Linked DNA regions of Homo sapiens: all the other regions are linked to region 1. Evidence: chromatin contacts called from ENCODE Hi-C or POLR2A ChIA-PET data. All regions are on one chromosome and are shown on one strand. Each heading gives the region's core, a stretch centred on a gene start or an enhancer-like site at or near the end of the contact. The rest is flanking DNA. Distances are from core to core; before and after follow the strand shown.

Region 1 (3,360 bases), core at 334-2,833:
TAACAGAAAGAGGACAACCCAAGCCTCATTTCAGAGAAAAGTCTGGTATACTCTTAGAAATTTATGTGACTGTCATCCCTAAGTACATTAATGTTTTTTCTCTCTCAAGAGAATAAAGGGAGACTGATGCTTCAGAAAGATGCCCCGTATTTATCCTGTGGCACTCCAAGTACCCCAGGTTGAGATGATATGAGGAAGATTCAAGCTGTCAAGTTCAGTTTCCCAAGACCTGTTCCACAGAAGATAAGCAGATCTCATTCCAGAGACCACTGAAGGGCACTCTGGTCCCAGAACCATGGAGAATTCGAATATGAGGTGGAGAAGTCAGAAAAAAATGTTAAAGTCTCTCTGGAGAGTAGAAGCCTGGGGGAAAACCAAACCAATCCCGTTCTCACATTGCCACCCAGAGATACTGCCAATGTTTTCAGTTCACGGGTGAAGTGTAGGCTTTTCACACTGTCAATGTCTATGTTAAGGGTGTAAGGCAGCCTGAAACCTCTCCCTCCTAGGTCCCATAGTCCCCAATCCCCTTCCAGCTGGAAATTTATGCTGTGACCAGAGGAACCAGAAGCGGGATGAGAACACTTAGGGGACTGGGTCCTAAGATCAAAGACTGGTCTCGCGCAACTAATTACGGTTCCGAGGGGGATTGTGACGTCACTACATTCCACTCCTAGGGGGAACATCAGCGCGACGTCCAAGTCGCCGCTCCGCGATGGGGGAGGGGACCGCAGGGCCAGGACCCAGGTCCTTGGAGACCCGAGACCAAAGAACCCCGGGAGGTCCGGTTTGGGGCGGCAGGAGGTGAGGGTCGAGTCTGGAGCGGGGGGCCCCGGGAGTCACGGGCCCAAAGTCACTGGCGAGGGCAGGGGCTGAATTGCTGGGGTCCTAGGTCCTTGGAGACGCCAGCCCAAAGAGCCCAGGGAGGTCGGACTTCGGGGGGCAGGAGGTGAGGGCCGAGTCTGGAGCGGGGAGCCCCGGGAGCACCAGCCCAAAGTCACCCGGGGGCGACTGGCGAGGGCGGGGGCTGGGCGGCTGAGGGGGCGGGGCTGGCTGACAAGACTTTGGTGGAGGGAGCCCGGACGCGCCGTGGGGAGCCCAGCCCGGTGTGCCTCAGGAGTGGCAGAGACTCTGGCCATGGTCCTGCCATCGGAGTGGGGCTGGGGCTGGGTCGGGGGGCCGCGACCCGGTGCACTTTACCTTTTTCTTCGCTGCGGCCAATTTGCTCTGTCGGGTTTCTTCCGACATCGCGGGGCGGGGAGGGAGGCGGGGTTGGGGCCACATCAGCGCGATCCCGGCAACCACTGCGGAAGTCAGTCAGCCACCGCGCAGCTGTGCGACGGAGCCAGAGGAGGCGTAACCAGGGCGATACTGGAGCGCAGAATGGGGGCGTGGCCTCAAAGATCAAAGCCCATTGGTCAATGAGAAATATGAAGCGGAAGGGGGCGTGGCTATGCAGCGGCGTGGCCAGAGGGACCTGTGGCGTCACAACAAAAGCTGCGCACGCAACCGCTGTCCCCGCCCACCTCGGGAGAGGGGCGGGGCCGGCTTTCCTTGGGTGCGCGCGCAGCTTTCTGTGCGCCAGTTCACACTCCGGGTCAGAGTTCCTGGCCCGGTGCACCTGAGAGGTCGCTCTCCGACTCCCGCGCTGGACCCTCTTGCGCCATTGAACCCCCTGATCCGGGGGCCTCGGACCCCAGGGCTCAGGAGGTGGGCGAGGAACGGACTCCACAGTTTCTTTCCTGACTCCTCACAGCCCTGCCCCAGACTCTCCCTTCCCAGAAATCACCTCCAAAGACTCCCATCCAGTGCTCCAGACAACCCCCGTCTCAGAACGCCCCCTTCCTAGAGGGTCTCTACCCTGATCCTGAGAGCGTGTCTGCCCCCTTTCCAGATGGATCCAGTCCCTGGCGCTCCTACTTCCCAACTGCTCCTCCTCCCGCATCCCCACAGTACCCCGTCCTCACAGCGGGCTGTGGGTCCAATCAGACTTTCCCCTCGGATTCCTCTCTAGGACTGAACCAAGACTTACCCGAAGTTGCCGCGGGGCCTTCCGATCCCCTGTGAGTATTTCTTCCCCCACACCCCCTTTCCCATCCTCGACCTTCCCTTGTGCGCTCCCGGCCCCACTCCCCATCCCAACAGCAGCCAATCCCCGCTTGGCCCTCTTCCATATCTTCTCCCAGTCGACTGAGAACCGCCAGGTCATTCCCGAATCCCTCCCCTTCCTTTCCTCATGCCCGCCAGTCTTCAAAGAAGTGTTATCCTGTCCTGTCCTAGGCTAACTCCTCTCCCTCCCCATCCTGTCTCCTGGCTCCTCAGATGCCTTTCACTCCAGTCCAGCACCAGCCATCTCTCCTCCTCGCTCTTTTCACCCCTCACCCAGCCCTGCCTTTAAACAAACCCATAGCTCCCCAGTCAGGAAAATGCTTGGCGTTCACCCTGGCCACTCCTTTCGTTGCTAATAGTCTCTCCTCTTCGCTGGCAAGCCACCCCCAAAACGCAGCCTACTCCTTCTCTCATCCCCCAGATGGAGTTGCCACTACAACTACCACCACTCTTAAGGTAGATCGTGAGGGCCGGGTGCAGTGGCTCACACCTGTAATCCCAGCACTTTGGGAGGCTGAGGCGGGCAGATCATTTGAGGTCAGGAGTTCAAGACCAGCCTGCCCAACATGATGAAACCCTGTCTCTACTAAAAATACAAAAAAATCAGCCGAGCGTGGTGGTGCAGGCCTGTAATCCCAACTACTCAGGAGGCTGAGGCAGGAGAATTGCTTGAACCCGGAAGGTGGAGGTTGCAGTAAGCCGAGATTGCACCACTGCACTCCAGCCTGGACAACAGAGCTAGACAAGTCTCAAAAACAAAAAAGAAGTTAGATCGGGAAAGACTTGGTATTTGTTCATTGATTTAGCAACTGCTGCAATGCAGGTGTATGCCAGATAGCCCCCTGCCCTCCAGGAGCCACAGGCAAAAAAATAATTCCAGGACAAGTATGCACATGGTTCTGAGATGGGGAGCCCAGGCTTGGGCTTGCAAAGAGGGCTCTCCAGAGATGGCAGGGTCAGAGGCAGGGCCTGAAGGGCAACTCACAGTGAGCTCAGATGACGATGACGGGGTGGCAGCCATAGTTTGCCAAAAGCACTGGGCTGATTGAGCTTCTCTCTGCAAGTGGGTTGGTATCCACTGTCTTTGACCATGCGGTAACTCACTGCAGATCATGCCTTTCTCATTCATGCTAATTCATTCCTTCTCTTTTTTTTTTTTTTTTTTTTTTGAGACACAGTCGCACTCTGTCGCCCGGGCTGGAGTGCAATGGTGCGATCTGGGCTCACTGTAACCTCTGCCTCCCAGGCCCA
Region 2 (3,360 bases), core at 365-2,864, 840 kb after region 1:
GGACTGAAATTAGGCTAGCATCCGGGCTGCTCACCGGGGAGGACTGAGGGGTAGATATAGCCAGGGTGGGGAAGGGGGCTAGAGGGGAGGATATAGCCAGGGTGGGGAAGGGGGCTGGAGGGAAGGATACAGCCAGGGTGGGGAAGGGGGCTGGAGGGGAGGGAGACCATGGGGCTGCCACCTGCCAGTTCTGAGGCCTTTCTAGCTTGATGCCTCCGCGTGTTTCTCTGGCCACACACAATTCCCCAGGGACCGTCTGATAAACCAAAGGAGTGTGACCAACTGGACAGGGTCGGAGGAGTGGCTCTGGCCTAAGCGTGCGACGGGTGTGTCAATCGGAGAATAACTGGGAGAGTGAGCTAGGGTCTGGATGCTCCTGGTCTCTCTCCCCTACCGGCCTGTCTCTGGGTCTAAGGGTGGGGGTGCTAACTGAAGCCGGGGTCCCCCTTGTCTTTCCTGGGTCGTTGGAACTGAATGCTCCAGGACGTGGGTTTAATCCCGCTTCTGACCTTGCGCCCCAATCTCCTGCTCTGCCAAACCTGGGACGCCCGCCTGACCCCACCCCATCAGCTGGAGGCCGGGTCGAACAGCGGCCGCAGGACGCGGTCTCCGTTCCCGGACGCAACCGCACGGCCCGCCCAGGCCGTCCAGGGCCCTCAGGCCCGGGATCCGCCGCACTCACCACGGTCCTGGCAGCGAAGGCTAACATCTTCGCTGCCCGTCCGCGGACACGCAGTCCGCTCCGCCCCACACACCGGGCAAAGTCCGCGCCGCCGCCGCCGCGGCTGGGGTCGGTGGGTCCTTGCTAGAGCCTTCGGGCCAAGGTCGCTGAGTTACAGCCGCCAGCCGGTAGAGGCAGCCCCGCGCCCACCCTCTGGGCCGAGCGGGCTGCGGGAAGGCACCCGGGGAGGAGGACTCGCGAGGCGGGGCCTGGGCCGGTAGCGGGCCCCGGGCGGGCAACGGTGCCCGGGAGGTTGGCTGTGGGGCGGGGACGGGGCATCGATGGGGCGGAGTCTCCTTGAGGAGGGACAGGAGGGGCGGGGACGGAGGGGCGGGGCGTCGCCCGGTAGCGGGTCGCAGTAGGCTGGCTGCGAGTCGGGGGCGGGACCACGGCGGGCGGGGACAGAGGGGCAGGGCCGAGGGCGAGTCATTGAGACCTGTGGAGGAGGAAGGAGGAGGTCACCGTCCAGCTGTCTCTCCCCTGTCCCCACATGTCTTCTAAGCTGTTGGAGGTAGTGGTGTGCACCTTTCCAACTCCGTCTGGTGTCCTTGAGCCTAACTCTTAGAGTGATAGGAAAACACAACCATGTTGACCGGGGAATGTCCTCTAATATTCCTTGGGTTAGGGTCAGTACCACCCACAAAGATGACAGGTGGTACTCCGGGACAGGAGACTGTCCCGGAAAAACATGGCTGAGCACAACCCAAACTTGACGCCCCGCACAATCGTGGCAGTCGCGGCGCCCGACGTTCGGGCGGCCGTGAGCGGTCCTAGCGCTTGGCGGCCGTTGGCGCGCATGCGCCCCGCGCGCCCCGCACTGACATGGCCGTCGCCCGGTTCCGCGCGTCCGCCGCGCGCCGGCCGTTAATAGGCTTGCTCCCTGAGCGCCCCGCACCGACATGGCGGCCGTCTTCGCTGTGGTGACTTTAACTCTCGGTTTTCGGTTATAGCCGGCCGGCGCTCACTTGTCTTCAGGAAGCTCGGAGCCTTTGGTGGAGCCGGGGAGAGGAAGGGTGGGTGCAAGAGTGAAAGGCGAGAGGGGACTGCAAGCATCCGGGTCGGCTCCTGGCCGGAGCAAGATGGCTGAGGGCGAGCGGCAGCCGCCGCCAGGTAAGGCCGGCGGGGCCAGGCCGGGCCGGGGTCGGGTAGGGTGGGGGCGGTGCCAGGTGTGGGAGGCTCAGGAGGGCGAGAGTCATGACACGGAGGAACTGGAGGGGCAAAAGCTGAGGGGCCCCGAGGAGGGACTGAGTTGAATGGCCTTAGGGGAGAGGTGGGTGGTGGGGCGCCGCTGGGGAGGGAACCAGGGGCTGCAAAGGGGTGGTGATTGGGGCGCAACTCTGGGTTTTGTGGGAGTCCAGGCTGCCCGAATGCTGGGTGGGCAGCGCCGTGGTCATAAGGGGGCCTTTTGCATCTCTGGGCAGCGCGTGCTTAAGTAAGCTGCTGACTCGGTGGGGAAGCTGCCAGGGAGGGGGGCGAAAGTGATTCCGGAGGCTGCCGTCTTTATTAGTCGCTGCTTAGGGGATGGGGTGGTGCTCCGTGGGCCTGCGCCCGCCTCGCCTCCAGTTTCGGCCTCCGCGTCCTGCTCACCCCTCATCCTCCTACTCTCTGGTTCCAGTGCCTGAGAATTTATTGAGGGAAACTGCCCGTGGTGTCTAAATCCCTAATTTTAAAAGGCTGGTTGTGCAAGGAGGTTAGTCTCTCCGGCATCTCCTTCGGTAACTCTTATTTACCTTGTAGCCTCTTTTTAGTTCATCTTAAATAACTGGGATGGAGGTGCTACGGAAGGATCTTAGAGACCCTTTTTGTGCAGAAGGAGAAGGCTGTTTGCCGACCTACCTTGAACTAAGAAGGACTGGCCATAGATAACTTTTACATTCCCGACAGAGGCAAATAGGTTGGCCGACCAAACACAGCTAATGTTTTGAAAGCATTTGATATTCTTGCTATCCTGTCTCCAATGTTGGGGTCCCTGGGAAGGTCTCAGGAGGGAGAAATGTTGAAAATCAGAAAAGGCATCCCCTCCATGCCCCACAAAAGAGGTGAACAAAGAGCTGGGTTCCGTTTCTTAGGACATTCAAAACCAGACATTTATTTTGTACAAAACCTCTGGGTGTGTGCCCTTAGAACAAGGATGTCCAGGCCAGGCGCGGTGGCTCATGCCCGTAATCCCAGCACTTTGGGAGGCCGAGGCGGGCTGATCACCTGAGGTCGGGAGTTCGAGACCAGCCTGACCAACATGGAGAAACTCCGTCTCTTCTAAAAATACAAAATTAGCCGGGCGTGGTGACACACGCCCGTAATCCCAACTACTAGGGAGGATGAGGCAGGAGAATCGCTTGAACCTGGGAAGCAGAGGTTGCGGTGAGCTGAGATCGCGGCATTGCACTCCAGCCTGGACAACAAGAGTGAAACTCCGTCACCCCCCAAAAAAAAAACCGGGGTGTCCACTCTTTTGGCTTCTCTAAGCCACATTGGAAGCAGAATTGTCTTGGGTCACACATAAAATACACTAACACTAACGATGGCTGATGAGCTAAAAAAAAAGTCGCAAAAAAAAAAATCTCATAATGGTTTTGTGTTTCTTTTTTTTGAGACAGTGTCTCACTCTGTCCCCCAGGCTGAAGTGCAGTGGCATGGTC
Region 3 (3,360 bases), core at 1-2,500, 790 kb after region 1:
GGAGACGGTGGGTCACTGCCCTGCTCTCAGACCCACACTTGCTCACATCAGCCCGTGTGGTTGCCTGGCTCCGTCCCCTCTGTCCCTAGCACTGGCACCAGGGCTGGGCCCCCACCCCCTAGATCCGCGGCTGCCAGGCCTGGGAGACCAGAGTCTGCCCTGGAGAAGCCTCCAGGGTGCCCCGTTGCTGCCTGGTGCCCCAGTTTAGAACCAACATGGTGTGCGCTTTCTTCCTATTGTGTGGTTTTACTTTTGTGCTGGTATGAATTCGATTCCATTTTAATGCATCCTGTTAAATCAAGTTAAAAGAGGGGAAAGCAAAACCAAAAGGAAAAAAAGGCACAGAGTGAGAGACAACCCAGCACAGGACCCCCAGGAAGGCAAGCAGTAACGCTCCAGCAGCCGGGCTGTGCTGCCTGGGCCCAGGCTTCTGCGAGGTGGTTTACAGGCGGGAACCATTGCTCCCACAACCACCAAAGGAGGTGGGAGTGCTGTGTTGTGCCCCTTTACAGAAGAGGAGACCGAGGCTCAGAGAAGATCCAGCAGTAAGATTAGAGTCAAGATTCAAGTTTAGGTATGTCTGAGTCCAAAATCAGAGGAGGAAGCAGCAGAGCTTAGGCACCTGGCCCCATCTTCCTGCTTGGAGTGGGGTGAGCTGGGTTTAAGGGCTTGGTGCTGGGCTGGCAGAGGGCGAGGGGCTGTGGGCTAGGCCCATTTTGACACCCGGGGGACATCCTATTTTTGATGTAGGCCTTGGCCACTGCTTGCTGGTCGGTCCTGAAAGCCAAGAGGAGGCTGCTGATGGTGAGTGACTGGCAGGCCCGGGGGAGCACGAGCTGGGCTCTGAGGCAGCGTGGTGGGGAGCGGAGCGGGTGCAGGGTGGCTCGCTGGGCCACTTGGCCTTCACCGCTCACAGTCCTGGCCCCCTTGTTCCGCCGTTACCTCTCCCTGTGCCAGGAGCTCCCTGGAGGCTCGTGTAGACCCACTTCCTCTCCTCCCCAGGCCCAGCACAGAGCAGGCCACTGGGGAGGGGAACGGATACCCTAGGGTAGTGGCCACAGGGCTGGCAGCTGGCCTGGTGCAGGCGTCTCGGTGGGGGCAGGATACCCAGGAGCAAGCAGAGCCCTGTCCCTCCTGCCCTTTCCCCGCCCCAGTCAGGCCCCTGTAATCTCCGCTCCCAGGCAGCGACTGGCTGTGCTATCTGGCCTGTGGTTTGTCGTTCCCCTCTGCGGGCCAGGCTCTGTTGCCTAGCTGATACCAGCTGCCGTGGCCACGTGCTCCAGGCACTTCCCGCGGAGCCACTATGGCCCCACCTCTTGCAGTACTCACAGCGGCCCATGGTTACCCTGTCTGCAGAAGTTAAAATGGGCTTCGAAAGCTTGAGTCACTGCCCAGGGTCATCTAGCAGGAAAGTACATGAGCTGGGGCGACCTCTAAAGCCCAGCCCTTTATGCGACACCTGGGCCTGGTGCCCTCATCCTACCTGGGCCCCGCCTGGCCCCTCAGCCTTGTGCCCACCGCAGGTGCCTGATGGCTTCATCTCCCATTTCTACTCCGTATCGGAGCATGTGAGCCCTGTCCTAGCCTTCGGCTTCCTTGGACCCAAGCCTCAGCTTGCTGAAGTCTGTGCTTTCTTCAAGGTAAACAGAGAGCAGTTCTCGTTCTTTCCTGACCCTTGCCCTGAGCACAGGCGCCCTGGGAGGTGCCAGGAATGGGATGAGGGCCTGGGCCTGGGCCTGCTCCCAGAGAGAGGGCAGAGCCAGACCCACATGGGTCCAGAGGAAGCAGTGGGAGGGAGGAGCCTGGGGATGGAAAGGACCGGCTGGGGCTCTGGTGGTGGACAAGGGGACTTCAGGTAACCTGGGGGGCATCATGGTGGGCAGTGGCTGGGCCAGGCCTGACACCAGCCCTGCTCCCCCAGCACCAGATTGTGCAGTACCTGAGGGACATGTTCGACCTGGACAATGTGCGCTACACGTCACTGCCCGCGCTGGCAGACGACATCCTGCAGCTGTCCCGGCGCCGCAGCGAGATATTGCTGGGGTACCTGGGGGTGCCCGCGGCCAGCAGCGCAGGCGTGAATGGGGCGCTGCCCCGAGAGAATGGGCCCCTGGGGGAGCTGCAGTAGAGGCGGCACGGGCTGGGGGGTGGCAGAGAGAAGGCTCCTCCTCCCTTCCCTGGGTTGGTATCTGACAGCTGTGGTGGCTGAGGGCCGTTGCCCCTGACTTTGCCCCACCCCCATCATCTGGGAGTCCCCAAGGCCCAGAGGGGACATTTCCATGGAGAAGAACGGTTCCTGGGGGAAGCAGAGGCCAGGACCAGTGGGGCCTGTGGGAGAGAAAGGCTGTGAGAGAGGGGGTTGTTGTGGAGAATTGGGACAGGCAGAGCCAGGATGCCCCAGGTGGGGGACCCCAAAACCTCCCATCGCTCCAGGGCTGCTGACAAGGGTGCTGGGAGGGTGGAGGTGAAGGATGGGGCCTAGAGCCCTGTGGTGAAGGTCACAGTGTCCTGAGCTAGAAGCCACCTGTGGCTATATGGTCTCAGCATCCAGCTGGCCTGTCCTGATGCCCTCCCCACCTCAACCGCCTTCTCAGAGAGTTTGCAACTCCAGAGAAGGAGAGTGGGGCCACCTTAGTGGGCAGCAGGCCTGGGCCATCCAGAGATGGGGCAGAGGTGGGCCTCCCACTCCTGTGCTCTCTTCTGAGCAGGAACTGGGCCCTTGACAGTGTCCTTTGACATTCCCTCGCCCTACCAAAGATCGTCTTTTCTCCTCCCACCTCTGTCACCACCAAAGACGGGCGGAGGTGGGGCTGGGCCCTCCTGCCCCCGCCCATCCCCCTTCCATGAGCCCAGACCTCCCTGGGTGGTGCTAGGCTCTGAGCTGGGGGCTCAGACCAGGGATCGCTCAGGCCCCTGTCACCTGTGGGCCCGGGGACCACTTGGGGGAGGTCAGAGGATGTATGTGGCCGGACCAGCTTCCCCACCTTCATTAGGACAAGAAACTGCCCAGCACTTTGCCTTCAGTTCAACGCACAAACGCTCCTGGGGCCTCATGGGGGCAGAGCCTCCCCTGGGCCTGCAGAGAGTCCTGTTAGCAGCGACGTCCCCCCGCCGCGGGGTCCTGTCAGCCCGGCAGTGTCTTCTCAGTGTCTTCACCTGAGCGAGTGTCTGTGGCCCCAACGCGTTCTGCTGTGGCTCTGCCCTTTCCAGGTTGAGAGGCCTGCAGGAGAAACACACTCCCCTCCTGGGTTTCCACACTCAGGAGGTCAGAGGACTGGCTCCTGTGACCAGGGCCCCTCTCCCCTGAATGGGAAAGGGGTCTGGGGATGGGAGGGCGCACCACAGAGAGGAGATGATGCT
Region 4 (3,360 bases), core at 245-2,744, 670 kb after region 1:
GTTCATCCAGAAAAAGGGACAGGAAGCTCCGTAGAGTGTGACCCAAAGGCTTGATGCGGAAGTAGCGCACATACTCCAGGAAGATGAAGACCGCCAGGCATACAGTGGCGGCTACATAGAGCAGTGGCCGGTCAAAGATGATACCTGGGATGTAGGTGGCTACCACAATGAGGTGGAAATACTTTCGGGCGATGGTGGGGGCCTGGTGCTTCTTGGACTCGGAAGATGACCGCTTGGCATTCTGGTACAGCACCACCAGGCAGGCCAAGGTGGCCAGCAGAGACCAATAGGCTAGGAGGTAGATGCGGGTGTCTGTCTGGAAGAGAAACTGAAGAAGCCAGAGCAGGGGATTCCTGCGGATGAGCCGGTGCAGCCAGGGTAGGACCACACCAAGGCTCAGCACACAGGTCATGAGGTGGAAGAAGATGGAGGAGGCCCAGGTGCCTGAGTCCATGAAGACAAACAGAGTGCTGAAGAAAATGCCCATGAGTACCATCCCTACTACCACCACCAGCAGGAAGAAGTCCACTGGGTCCCCCTGACTTTCCACCAGTGTCAGAGAGCGCTTGATGAGCTGGTTGAGGACAAAGCTAATGCCACCCAATACCAGCAGTGCCTCACCAGGGGTGAAGCAGCGGGGCAGCAGGTACAGCAGGATCATGTTGAGATAAACGAAGATCAGAAGGACTTCCAGGACTTCGATCACCTCCCCCACGCTCAACGAGTGCTTCATGATATAAATGATAACACCTCCAGCCAAGCCCAAGATGACACAAGTGTTGGTTGGCACTGGGCGAGTGATGCCGAGCGCCAACACTGATGAGAAGAGGGCCACTGCCATGCCAGTGGCTGCCACCACAATGCCAAAACGCTCAAAGAACGGGTTCCCAGCAGTCTGGCACCGCTCCTTCATGACTAGTCCAAGCAAAGGCATGACCATGGAGGCGGGCAATAGGCCACTGTTTGCGGACATTCGGAACTGGAAGACGGCGCTTCCCTGCTGTAGCAGCCGGTCCCACTTGTATTGGACGTAGAAGGCCTGCACTGCGAGGGCCACGGCGCACCACGAGTATCGGTCCCATACGGTTGCGTGGATGCTCAGCACCACTGCAAACACTACTGCCGCCTCTGCCAGCACCGATCCACTCAGCGGAGCCCCAGGCCCCGGGGCCGGAGATGGGCACTCTCGGGTCATATCTCTAGACCTGGGGCTTCACGGAGGCCGGGGCGACTACGGACGCCCTAGACTTCGGGCCCCTCAGCCCCGTCAAGCAGAGGGAGGCACTTTCACCCGGCCAGCAACCTTCTCCCTCCGTTCTCCAGCAGCGAGGAGGGAACTCCACCGCAGGTCACTTCTGCGGCCTGGGAGCTGGCGCCCGGCCACCCCCCACAGCCTCCAACCTACGGCGTAGACGTCGCCACTCTGCAGCCTTCCTCACAGTTACAGCCGCCCCCGCTGCCGGCTCCTCACCTCTTTGGGCCTCGCCATCTTGGCACCGCCCCGCGGCAACGTCACGTGACGAAATCCCCGCCCACGCTCCGGGTCCGGGGGCGAGCGGTCACGTGGGCATGGCGTCTGGGGGCGGGGTTAGGGCGAGCGGGCGCGCGAAGATGGCGGCGGCCGCCGGCGGGCCGTGTGTGAGGTGCGGAGCGGGTCGAATGGACCGGGGTGGCTGTGAAGCGCGGTGTCAAAGCCGAGCGGAAGCGGGGCGGGAATTGGAGGCGGGATGTGGCGACAGTGGCAGGGCCAACCCCGGCTGGATGGACGGGCACCGAGACGGGAGGCGGTTACGTCCAAACGGTCCCCGCGCGCGGGGATCTGAAGAGTCTTCTTCAGGAGGGGGGCCGGCTCTTCACCCCTTCCCTCCGCGCTCGGCCTCCCATCTCCTCACCCAGGGCCCTTTGCCTTCCTCCTCTCTCACCTCCGACGCGTCTCTTGGCGCCCCACCCGCGCTTCCTTCTCCGGCCGTGACGCTCCCTCGAGCCACGGGGAGCTTTGCGGTCTCCTGGGGTACCCCCCACCCACGTCCCTGCTGCAGGCTCCCAGTGTCCTGCCCCGGCGTCGAGTGCGCCCTGCTGGCTCCCCGACCTCTCCCGCGATCTGTTCTTGTTAGGATTTTGTTTCGCGTTGAGCGGAGCCACGCTTGCGGCTTCTGTCCTCTCCGCGCCTCGTATCGTTCTTTTCTTGCACTGAATCAAGTCAGCCAGCATGTCCAAATCCTCCAAGAGATTTCAGGGATTGAACTAGGCTTTAGGGACAAGAAGATGAAATATTATATACGAAAACTACAATTCTGACAAAGTGCTTTCTAGCGTCAGACCCTGGTGGAGCGCTTCCCAGGAGTTATCTCATTCAATTCTCGCAACTCCGAGAGGCGCCTTCTATTTCACAGATGACTCAGAAGTCCGGCTCAGAGCTAGCCAAGTGATAAAGAGAGCCTTCAAGCTGAAGTCTGCGTACCTCCAGTGCTATAACCAGACCACCACGCCTCCTTCTGTCTTCCACATTGCAGCTCGAAGGTCTTCGTTCTTCCCACCACCCTCCCTCAAAGTTAAACATCCCCGTCTCTTATCCTTCCCTGTGCCAGCAGTGTTTTCCCCACTTTTTTTTTTTTTTTTTTTTTTTTTTTTTTTTGAGACGGAGTCTCGCTCTGTCGCCCAGGCTGGAGTGCAATGGCACGATCTCGGCTCACTGCAAGCTCTGTCTCCCGGGTTCATGCCATTCTCCTGCCTCAGCCTCCCAAGTAGCTGGGGATACAGGCACCCGCCACAACGCCTGGCTAATTTTTTGTATTTTCAGTAGAGACAGGGTTTCACTGTGTTAGCCAGGATGGTCTCGATCTTCTGACCTCATGATCCGCCCGCCTCGACCTCCCAAAGTGCTGGGATTACAGGCATGAGCCACCGTGCCCGGCCCTAACAATATTATTATATAACAAGATTACTTTCCAAAAATTTAACAAATCGTTTTGTATATTGAGATTTTTTGCTTTTAGAGAGCAGACAAAATGGCTATGAGGCAGTGTACAAGTTTGTATGATCAGAAAGAGCAAAATTACCTCTGTTCTCTCATTTTGCAGGAGCAGTAGAGAACTGTGGACTATTCTGCTTGGAAGGTCAGCTCTGAGAGAGCTGGTAAGTGGTGGTGTTCTTGAGTGGGTTCTCTGGGTTCTTTGTGTAGCTTTTGTTACCAAAAAAAACCTTTTTTTAAATGTAGGAAGTAAACACATTTATTTATTTAGAGACAGAGTTTCGCTCTTGTTTCCCAGGCTGGAGTGCAATGGCGTGATCTCGGCTCACCGCAACCTCCGCCTCCCAGGTTCAAGCGATTCTCCTGCCTCAGCTTCTCGAGTAGCTGGG
Region 5 (3,360 bases), core at 592-3,091, 540 kb after region 1:
TCCGCCCTCCAGGTTCAAGCAATCCTCTTGCCTCAGTCCCCCAGTAGGTGGGATTACAGGCACGGTCCACTATGCCCAGCTAATTTTTGTATTTTTAGTAGAGACAGGGTTTCGCCATGTTGGCCAGGCTGGTCTCAAACTACTGACCTCAGGAGGGCTTAGTGGCTCATGCCTGTAACTTTGGGAGGCCAAGGCAGGAGGATCACTGGAGGCCAGGAGTTCAAGACCAGCCTGGACAACATAGCGAGGCCCCATCTCTATAAAAAATTTAAAAGTTAGCCAGGCATCATGATATGTGTCTGTGGTCCTAGCTACTCGGGAGGGTGAGGCAGGAGGATGGCTTGAGCCCAGGAGGTCAAGGCTGCAGTGAACTGTGATCTTGCCACTGCACTCCGTGTGGGTGACAGCACAAGACCTTATTTTCCTTAAAGGAAAAAAAAATGCTAAGAGTGGCTGGGTTGGGTGGCCCATGTCTATAACCCCAGCACTTTGGGAGGCCAAGGTGGGTGGATCACAAGGTCAGGAGTTAGTTCGAGACCAGCCTGGCCAACATGGTGAAACCCATTCTTTACTAAAAGTACAAAAATTAGCTGGGCGTGGTGGCGCGCGCCTGTAGTCCCAGCTACTCAGGAGGCCGAGGCACGAGAATCGCTTGAACCAAGGAGGCGGAGGTTGCAGTGAGCCTGGGCGACAGAGCGAGACTCCGTCTCAAAAAAAAAAAAAAATTAGCTGGGCCTGGTGGTGCGCGCCTGTAATCCCAGCTACTTCAGAGGCTGAGGCAGGAGAATCACTTGAACCTGGGAGGCAGAGGTTCCACTGCGCGGAGATCACGCCATTGCACTCCAGCCTGGGCAATAGAGTGAGACTCCGTCTCAAAAAATAAAAGTCCTTAACCAGTCCATATTTCTGAATATTTTGCTTATTCCTGCCGGCAGTGTAATACTCTGGTGAATATTTGCGTTCGAGATCCTTGCATTCCCGAGATTTCCCCAGCTCAGCCCTCTGCGTGGGTTGAACGGTATGAACCTTTTTAAGGCTTCGCTTGTACTGTACTGTCAAGCTGTTTTTTGGAATATTCGCCCCAGGTTTCTGTTCCAGCCAGCAGCCAGCATCAGCCGTCTGCATCCTTGTCCTCAAACTGCTGTTAATTAAAATCTTTGCCAATCTGGGCCGGGCGCGGTGGCTCACGCCTGTAATGCCAACACTTTGGGAGGCCGAGGCCGGCGGATCGCCTGAGGTCGGGAGTTTGAGACCAGCCTGACCAACATGGAGAAACCCTGTCTCTACTAAAGATACAAAATTAGCCGGGCGTGGTGGCGCATGCCTGTAATCCCAGCTACTTGGGAGGCTGAAGCAGGAGAATCGCTTGAACCTGTGAGGCGGAGGTTGCAGTGAGCCGAGATCACGCCATTGCACTCGAGTCTGGGCGACCAGAGCGAAACTCCGTCTCAAAAAAAAAAAAAAAAAAAAAGAAACCTTTGCCAATCTGGTAGAATTGCGGGGCTTATTTTATGGTGTCATGGAGGATAGCCTAGGGCCAGATATACCTGGGGCCCTGTGCCTGCTCTGCGAACTAGGAGCTCACTCTCCGAGCGGTGTAGAGGGTGAGACTAAGCAGTGACAGTAAAAGCTTTCGACAGTGCTTGACCCTTCCGCGGAGCGTATTAAGCAGGAGCTCCCTGCGCAGGCGCAGAGGAGAGAGTGTCTCCCACCCCACGACCAGCAGGGGGCCTGCGAGGCGGGTGCGGAGCCAGGCCTGATGGTGGCCAATCGCGAGCTGAGGCGACGATGCCACGCCCCTCATACCGGCGTCTTAAATGCGCAAAGAAAGGACGCCGGGGACACCCGGTTGGGCTCTGCTGCTCCCTTCTGGGTTCCGAGGCCCAAGCCCTTGGCAGTGTTTGTGAGTGGAAGGGAGGTCACGCTATCGTCCGCGGCCCCAGCAGCCCTGTGCCCTCGTTGGATCCCGCGACGCGGCTCCTTTAAGAGCCTCGCGGGTCGCCCGCCGCTAGGTCGCTCCCCGGCCATGCGGGCGCTGCGGGCCGGCCTGACCCTGGCGTCGGGCGCGGGGCTGGGTGCGGTCGTCGAGGGCTGGCGGCGGCGGCGGGAGGACGCGCGGGCGGCGCCGGGACTGCTGGGCCGGCTGCCCGTGCTGCCCGTGGCGGCGGCAGCCGAGTTGCCCCCTGTGCCCGGGGGACCCCGCGGCCCGGGCGAGCTGGCCAAGTACGGGCTGCCGGGGCTGGCGCAGCTCAAGAGCCGCGAGTCGTACGTGCTGTGCTACGACCCGCGCACCCGCGGCGCGCTCTGGGTGGTGGAGCAGCTGCGACCCGAGCGTCTCCGCGGCGACGGCGACCGGCGCGAGTGCGACTTCCGCGAGGACGACTCGGTGCACGCGTACCACCGTGCCACCAACGCCGACTACCGCGGCAGTGGCTTCGACCGCGGTCACCTGGCCGCCGCCGCCAACCACCGCTGGAGCCAGAAGGCCATGGACGACACGTTCTACCTGAGCAACGTCGCGCCCCAGGTAGCGCCCGCGCCCCGGGCCGGTCGCGGAATGCGGGGCCGGCGCCTGGCCTCGCGGGGCCTCGGTTTGTTCTTCTGCAGAACGGGGCAGCTGCCCAACGCGCCCCCGGTCAGGCATCGCAGTGACATCCCGTGGCGGGAGGGAGGAGCACTGGGCTCCAGGCACAGGGTCTGCAGGCCGACCAGGGCTTGAGCTTCAACTGCGAACCCTGGGCACCTCCCTGAGCGTCGCTTTCCTCGTCAAAAAAATGGGGATAATACCGTTATTCACCTTCCTCCTGCGGTAGTGATGAGGCGCTGAGGCTCACAGAGGCAAAGTGACGGGCACAGTGTCACACAGCAGAAGAAGGCTGTCTGTTGTAGAACCGCAGCGCCCAACCTATTGGGCACCAGGGTGCGGTTTCGTGGAAGACAGTTTTTCCACGGCTTGGTGGGTGAGGGCGGGTTTCAGGATAATTCAAGTGCGTTACATTTATGTACATTTTATTTCTATTATTATTACATTGTAACATATAGTGAAATATACAACTCACAGTAATGTAGGATCCGTGGGAGCCCTGAGCTTGTTTTCCTGCAACTAGACAGTCCTATCTGGAGGTGATGGGCAACAACGACAGATCAGGCATTAGGTTTTCAAAAGAAGCGCGCAACCTCCTCACATGCGCAGTTCACCATAGGGTTCCAGCTCCTATGACAATCTCCAGCCGCCACTGATCTGACAGGAGGCGGAGCTCAGGCTGCTGTGGGATCAATGGGGGGGTGGCTGTAAATACAGATGAAGCTTCCCTTGCTCGCCTGCTGCTCACCTCCTGCTGTGTGGCCCGGTTCTGGTAC

Evidence for each region. A loop is a pair of places that touch in the nucleus more often than their neighbours do. ChIA-PET counts read pairs that join two places held with the same protein, here RNA polymerase II (POLR2A). Pooled maps may share reads with other maps.
Region 2: a pooled map shows a loop between it and region 1 (19-fold over the local background). The contact joins the promoter of PTPA here to the promoter of SWI5 in region 1. A Hi-C loop is called at or near these places in 9 of 50 pooled maps. POLR2A ChIA-PET finds 5 or more read pairs at or near these places in 2 of 52 experiments (A549 and activated T-cell).
Region 3: a loop to region 1 is called in a pooled map, with 3 times the contacts of the local background. The contact joins the enhancer-like site here to the promoter of SWI5 in region 1. A Hi-C loop is called at or near these places in 1 of 50 pooled maps. POLR2A ChIA-PET finds 5 or more read pairs at or near these places in 2 of 52 experiments (GM10248 and GM12878).
Region 4: a loop to region 1 is called in a map of CD8-positive, alpha-beta T cell, with 4 times the contacts of the local background. The contact joins the promoter of DOLK here to the promoter of SWI5 in region 1. A Hi-C loop is called at or near these places in 1 of 168 maps with a recorded cell type or tissue (CD8-positive, alpha-beta T cell), 4 of 37 single-sample maps with no recorded cell type and 10 of 50 pooled maps. POLR2A ChIA-PET finds 5 or more read pairs at or near these places in 3 of 52 experiments (GM10248, activated B cell and activated CD8-positive, alpha-beta memory T cell).
Region 5: a loop to region 1 is called in a pooled map, with 7 times the contacts of the local background. The contact joins the promoter of ENDOG here to the promoter of SWI5 in region 1. A Hi-C loop is called at or near these places in 11 of 50 pooled maps. POLR2A ChIA-PET finds 5 or more read pairs at or near these places in 3 of 52 experiments (T-cell, activated B cell and naive thymus-derived CD4-positive, alpha-beta T cell).

What each region holds. Positions count from the first base shown.
Region 1 is chr9:128,274,693-128,278,052 of GRCh38, forward strand. It overlaps SWI5 (SWI5 homologous recombination repair protein), which reads left to right and starts at 1,584. Exons shown (of 5, transcript NM_001318089.2): 1 at 1,584-1,710; 2 at 2,015-2,063. The coding sequence starts at 1,649. GOLGA2 (golgin A2) reads right to left here and starts at 1,315. Exons shown (of 27, transcript NM_001366244.2): 1 at 1,201-1,315. The coding sequence starts at 1,284. RefSeq lists enhancers at 779-828, 1,689-1,818 and a silencer at 979-1,088.
Region 2 is chr9:129,109,801-129,113,160 of GRCh38, forward strand. PTPA (protein phosphatase 2 phosphatase activator) reads left to right here and starts at 1,615. Exons shown (of 10, transcript NM_178000.3): 1 at 1,615-1,831. The coding sequence starts at 1,801. CRAT (carnitine O-acetyltransferase) reads right to left here and starts at 993. Exons shown (of 14, transcript NM_000755.5): 1 at 683-993. The coding sequence starts at 709. RefSeq lists silencers at 749-1,188, 1,879-1,928 and enhancers at 1,599-1,878, 1,811-2,351.
Region 3 is chr9:129,068,326-129,071,685 of GRCh38, forward strand. MIGA2 (mitoguardin 2) reads left to right here. Exons shown (of 16, transcript NM_001329990.2): 13 at 1-7; 14 at 751-804; 15 at 1,524-1,640; 16 at 1,922-3,360. The coding sequence ends at 2,128. Among named protein-coding and RNA genes, the nearest start is that of DOLPP1, 11 kb to the right of the region's middle. RefSeq lists enhancers at 1,432-1,571, 2,519-3,360. Within about 2 kb of position 1,251, at least 18 of the 41 ENCODE cell types and tissues checked have a DNase peak (open chromatin) inside an H3K27ac peak, as active enhancers do.
Region 4 is chr9:128,946,109-128,949,468 of GRCh38, forward strand. DOLK (dolichol kinase) reads right to left here and starts at 1,495. Exons shown (of 1, transcript NM_014908.4): 1 at 1-1,495. The coding sequence starts at 1,195. NUP188 (nucleoporin 188) reads left to right here and starts at 1,591. Exons shown (of 44, transcript NM_015354.3): 1 at 1,591-1,643; 2 at 3,081-3,135. The coding sequence starts at 1,612. RefSeq lists enhancers at 255-817, 818-1,379, 1,241-1,310, 1,380-1,941, 1,661-1,710.
Region 5 is chr9:128,816,659-128,820,018 of GRCh38, forward strand. It overlaps ENDOG (endonuclease G), which reads left to right and starts at 1,842. Exons shown (of 3, transcript NM_004435.2): 1 at 1,842-2,527. The coding sequence starts at 2,027. It overlaps KYAT1-SPOUT1 (KYAT1-SPOUT1 readthrough), which reads right to left. Exons shown (of 25, transcript NR_182311.1): 25 at 2,993-3,360. It overlaps SPOUT1 (SPOUT domain containing methyltransferase 1), which reads right to left. Exons shown (of 12, transcript NM_016390.4): 12 at 2,993-3,360. RefSeq lists a silencer at 2,076-2,135 and enhancers at 2,240-2,805, 2,756-2,845.